2 separate regions of the Mus musculus genome follow, and region 2 is linked to region 1. A link is a contact called in ENCODE Hi-C or POLR2A ChIA-PET data. All regions are on one chromosome and are shown on one strand. Each heading gives the region's core, a stretch centred on a gene start or an enhancer-like site at or near the end of the contact. The rest is flanking DNA. Distances are from core to core; before and after follow the strand shown. Region 1 holds the start of Mgll (monoglyceride lipase). Region 2 overlaps Mgll (monoglyceride lipase).

Region 1 (2,791 bases), core at 78-2,577:
TGAACTTGCCTCAGGCATCCTGCAGGGGTCTTTAGGCCCTTGGAAGAAAGGTGGACATATTCTAAAGTCAGAAATACACTTATGTCCATATGGGAGGAAAGAAAGCCTTTTTTGAGTCAGGACTGTGGCTGTGGCTTCTTTTCTAGGCAATTAAACAAAAAACAAAAAACAAAAAACAAAACAAACAAACAAAAAAAACCCCACCAAACCCCAATTTGATATATATATTTTAAAATTACATACATCTCTTGCAAACCCCTTCAAGATTGAAAAGTCCTGTTTGTCCTTAAGAAAATGCTCACTTTATTTTTTTAAAGTGCCTCAGTATAGCCCCCCTCCCATCTGTGTTTATTTTAAATCATCTCAGGAAACTTCATCTTAAAGACTATTTTAGCTGTAATCAAGCGGAAATTACAGTCAGTTCCGTGGGTACAAAGCCCCAGCTGCAAGGACCCATCTCTCCTAAAATCTCCACTGTGCGGGTTTCAGGGGGCATAATAAGTAGGTGACGCGCCCCAAGCGATTTTTCCCTTCTGAATGCCAAAGATGCCATGACAAACCTGTTTCCATTAGTCTTGGCTTTTGCATTCCACTACCGCCACAGCCTCGAGTATCAGCGCCAGGCAAACGAGGGCTGTTCCCTCATCGCGGCCGCAGGGCAGCACCACGGGGTCCGCGCCCTCCCCGCCTGGGCTGCAGGGGTGCGAGTTGCTCCCTCCTGCTGCTCCAGCTCTAGCTCATGTCGCCACTTTTCCAGAACACACCCCTGAAGGGGTTCCGGGAGCGAGGGACAGCCGGTCCCCAGCCCGGAGCTGCTGCGAGACGCGCTCCGCGGCACCGCGCATTCGCGCAGATGCGGGTCCCCGAGCAAAGTCACCCCGATTCTCCGACAAACTTTGCCTCTTGCCCGCCCGCGACCGCTTAGGGAAGGAAACCTCGCGGCTGTCATCGGCACGCCACACAGGACGTGGACCTGGCCGTTGTTCCCACACCGGTCTGGGAAGATGCAGTTGACGGGCACAAGTCTGTTTGGGGGTTGGTGCGAGGGCGCGAGGGGCGCGTTCACGCGCACACGCTGACACGCGCGCACACTCGTGCGCACGCACACGCGCGCAGGGGACCCCTGGCGGCGGCTCCTATCCTGAGGCAGGGGCGGGAGGCAGTTACCCGGGCCACGAGCGCCGCTGTCACGTTCCCCGAGCACCACGCGGGTCCGGGTCTGCGGCGGGCTAGAGCCAGACTACTGCGCGCGGCCGGCTGCGCAGCGATAGGGCGCGGCGTCTGCGCCGCCACTTTATCCCCAGCCGCTCGGCGGCGGGGGCGGCCCGCTGGGTGGGGACGCGCGGGGAGGCGGCGCCGGGGCCCCACGTGTGCCCGGCCCCCGGGGAGGAGCGGGGCATCGCCCGCCGACCTGCCTCGCGCTTTTCCTGGCCGCGTGGGGGACCTTCACGGGGCACTGAACCGAATTATGGGGCCCTTCCAGCCCATGCGCACAGTCGAGAACACAGACCCTCACACTGGTCCCCGGAGCAGAAACACGCTCACTAGAACTGCATGCACATGTTTACAGTTGCACACGTGCGAGACCCACATTCAGATAGCACAGGTGTAGGCACACCCACAAGGACACATCCTCAGGACCCTTCCCCAGATACAAACTACACACAGAGGTACAAGTGAATGTCACAGTTACTACATGAATACAAACACACAGCATGGACGCACACGCCCTAGACACCATGCACACAGATAAAAACAACACACCACACACACAGTGAGTGTCAGCGCAGAAACCACAGCTCTCATCTTACAGGGGAAAAGATTATTCTGGAGCCATTTTGAATGACCATGAGCTGGAAACACAGATTTAAGTTACCCCTAATTCCATGTTCCTATGTGAAAGCAGTTTCGGGAAGTTTTTTGGGTTTTTTTGGTTTTTGTTTTGTTTTGTTTTGTTTTTAAAATAGTTTTACAGAACAGATAAAGCCGTATATCAAGGCAAGTTTAAAATACATTGGTGGGTACAACAGAGAGTCAGGTAACAGTGAAATGGGAAAGTGTTCCTATAGGCTCAAAATGCTATCTGATAGCATTGCTAACTTTTGGATTTGTAGAAGCTAACTATCGTGTTAAATCAATAGTTAAACAGTGTTCATCTATTGCCTCAAGAAGTTAGTTCTAACAAAGAGGGGCAAGAAAGAAATGGCTGTTCCTGAGGGCCCGAACTTAGCCCAAAATAAAGTAATTTGCCTCTGGACCTGGAACATTCCAACCTCTCCATAGTACTGAAACTTTAATCAGCCAGCTAATCTCAGCAGACACAGCTTCCCTTTAGTTTTCCGCCTCAGCAGCAGAAGTAGCTCCTTTCCCCATGTTTTTGTTCACAACAGAGAAAAACAACACACCATATACACCCAGAGAGCTAAAGATGCGTGACATTCACGCACAAGCGCTTAGAGCTCTGAGAAGGAAGCAGACATACTGCAAGCAAACACACACACACACACACACACACACACTGCATGAAACCATTTCCCCTAGGTGCCCCAGGATCCAGGTCCCACTAGCACAGCTGCCTATGTGGCTGTGGAGTCTGGAATCCAGCACTAAATTTACAGCCTGTCCACTGTGTCCTATGCCTGCCACCTGTGAGTGACAGCTGCAGAGGAAGGATGACCCCAACCCACACCCATCTCCTCAGGCTTTCCAGGGCTTTCTTCTTGGCCAACCACTTTGCAAAATAGCAGGGTTGAATAGTATCATTGTCAGGGCAGCACAGTGGTAGTGTCCA
Region 2 (2,791 bases), core at 77-2,576, 38 kb before region 1:
CTCTCAGCTGCTGTGGAGTGTGCCTCAGACCCCAACATCCCCCATCTTCACAAGGATTTTACTTCCCAAGGACTGGCTCGGGGGTACCTATCTTTGGGACCATGGGCTTCTGTGGTGACTCAGCCCATAGTCACTAACAGAAAAGTAGTCAGGCTAGATTTTGCAAATGTTTTGTCTCCATTATACAGCTATGGGCCACACTGGGGGACTTCATGGGTGGTCATTTGGGGTCAGAAATAGCAGTAGAGCTATCACTGTCATGCCCAGCTTGACACCCTGATAGTATCCACCCCCCTGATCAATACGTGACAGAGGCTTAAGACACTTGTTCTGAGCCATTTCCTTTCACTGCAGCCTTTTCTAACCTCAGCCCTAACTAAGGATCACTGGGGAGCATCTAAAACCACAGGCATGCGGATCCCTCTCCAGAGACCACGGGTCTGGAGCTGGAGAGGCTCCTCGTGGCTCATGCACAGCCAAGGCTGAGAAGCACCTGCTCAGGTCAATGGCCCAGATGTTGCCCAGAGGTTCCCCGAGACTCCTCTGAGCAGCTGCTTTTAAGTCACAGCATTCCCAAAGTGTCTGCTGGGTGAGCTATGGCTTCTCTCCACAAAGGCGTGGAGCCTGCAGGAGCTTGCTGCTGTCACCTCTTGGAAAGAAACGGACTGCGGGGCTGCCCATAATGGGAGCAAGGTCAATGAGTTCTGCACACCTGCCAGCTCCACAGAAGTTCTATCCCCCCCACCCCCCCACCCCCCGTCCCAGTAGGCATGCTCAGACTCACCCAGTGGTATGCTCAGACTCACCCAGTGGGCATGCTCAGACTCACTACAGCAAGTGAGCATTCCATAGCTTAGGGTTTCAGATCTGGCATGGACCCCATTCTGTCAAGTTAGCACATTGGACACGCGCATGCACACACGCACACACACACACACACACACACACACACACACACACCTGCACGTTAGTATTCACTGAGTCCAAGTCTGTCTGTCTAAGCAAAGTTAAGTCAGGCTGCACTGCTTAAAGCTCTTTTGAGAAGAAACATCACGACCTTCTTCCACTTCTTTACTGATTAGCGACCTTTATTTAGCTTCCTTCCTGGTTCTCAGATATGTCAATCAGGGCATGCTACCAAATGCTTAGCTGGGGTAGCCTCATGTCTGGCCACCTCCTAGGGATAGACACGTTCCCCATGGCTGGTGCTCAGCTCTTAATGGATGTCCCTGGACACTCGGTTCAGAAGACAGCCCACCGTTCCCTCTTTTAGCCAGGTTTGAGCCGGCTTACACACTTAAGTGCATTCTTATAGTGTGTGCTCCCACCTGCACAGCTGCACCTACCGAGGCTCCTGCTCGCCTCCCTGTCTTCACCTCTCCATCTCCACCCCGAGCTTTCTGACTCATGAGGCCCCTCCAGTACTTCTTATCCTCGCCATTTGTCACTACAGAGGCCCTGCCTGTCATCTTCTCAATTGAGATGTCAGTGCCCAAGCGCAGTGGAGGAGTAGGCGACCTGACATCTAGCAAGAGGACTCCTCCCACACACCTGGCCCAGATCTCACTGTCATGGCAGCCTTGGGTTTAGAATGCAGGCGAAAGCAGGACCTCCCAGAAGCCCCAAAGCCAGCCCAGGGCCGCATCTGTGACCCCTGCCAACTGCCCATTTCGTGGTACTGCCCCTTCACAGACACACCTGATGATGTTGCCCCTCCTTCCCTCCCATCTCCCTCTGTATGCCCCACTCAGCCCAGTGGTCGTATGCCCCTGGCCCGTGGTTCTGCTATTTGCATGATCATTCAAAACGAAGGGTTTTTTGTATGACCATTCACAGGCCAGCCCCTAGCTCCAGGATTGCCGGTGGAACATTCGTGTTCACCCCCCGGGAGCTGCTGCCACTTGGAAGCTGCTTTCTTTGGAGTCTTGCAGAACACTGGAGTTAAACTTCCGCTTGAAGGAATCTGCGACAGAGCTTGAAAAACTGAGAAATGCAGTCACTGTCATCCTGGCGGCTGGGAGAGCAGCCCAGTGTTGTAGTGCAATGCCCTCTGGGCCCATGTGGTGGCTGCTGCAGTGTTGAAATCAGAGTAGCTGCCGTTCCCTGCCCTCCCTGGCCCCAGAGCCTAGAACCTTCCTGCTATGGCCCCACAGCTGCATATGGTTCTGCCCCAGACACATTGCCTCTGGAAGTGCCTGAGTACAGTGGCTAGCTCCCTGAAAGGGAGCTCCATATGTATGCAGCATCCATGAGGCTGTCGTTCATCAGGAGGAGACTTTTTTGGCGATGCAGTTGTTTGAAGGTCCCCTACACGCCTTTCACCCCGCCCCGGCTCACCACGCTGGACTCCACCTCTTGCAGGCACTCCATTTACATGTCTGTTCACATTTCCCCCAAGAAAAGTCACTTTTGGTTTGGTTGCCGGTAGTCACTCACGAGCCCAGGGAAGTCCACTGACTCCCTTGACCGTCATCATGGACAGAGAAATGAAGGGACTCTGCTTCATAAGGCAGAGGTCACCGTGGTACCTAATGGCCCAGAAGAGTGGCTGGGAACTTGTTAGAGCCAGACTCTGGGGACTCTGAGATGAGTGCATAATGTTGCCCCTGCCTGCGCCCAGCTCCTAGTCTAGCAGGAAGGATGCTCAGCAGGGGAAGACATACATACATATGAGCACAAGGAGGGAGCAGGCAGGAGAGCCCTACTTAGACATGATGGCCGGGCCTTGGAAGGAAGGCCCTGGACAGTGTATCTGAGGAGCAAAGCCCGGGCTGGTGAGAGGTGACAGTCT

Evidence for each region. A loop is a pair of places that touch in the nucleus more often than their neighbours do. ChIA-PET counts read pairs that join two places held with the same protein, here RNA polymerase II (POLR2A).
Region 2: a loop to region 1 is called in a map of heart, with 4 times the contacts of the local background. The contact joins the enhancer-like site here to the promoter of Mgll in region 1. A Hi-C loop is called at or near these places in 13 of 37 maps with a recorded cell type or tissue (CH12.LX, T-helper 17 cell, gastrocnemius and 2 more). POLR2A ChIA-PET finds 5 or more read pairs at or near these places in 2 of 5 experiments (Patski and embryonic stem cell).

The regions. Positions count from the first base shown.
Region 1 is chr6:88,722,948-88,725,738 of GRCm38, reverse strand. Mgll (monoglyceride lipase) reads right to left here and starts at 1,327. Exons shown (of 8, transcript NM_011844.4): 1 at 1,168-1,327; 2 at 1-38. The coding sequence starts at 18. All of the region lies in intron 2 of Gm26588 (a long non-coding RNA gene), which reads left to right.
Region 2 is chr6:88,760,671-88,763,461 of GRCm38, reverse strand. All of the region lies in intron 2 of Mgll (monoglyceride lipase), which reads right to left. Among named protein-coding and RNA genes, the nearest start is that of Gm26588, 19 kb to the right of the region's middle. Within about 2 kb of position 1,326, at least 1 of the 3 ENCODE cell types and tissues checked has a DNase peak (open chromatin) inside an H3K27ac peak, as active enhancers do; it is heart, where a contact is called at or near this core.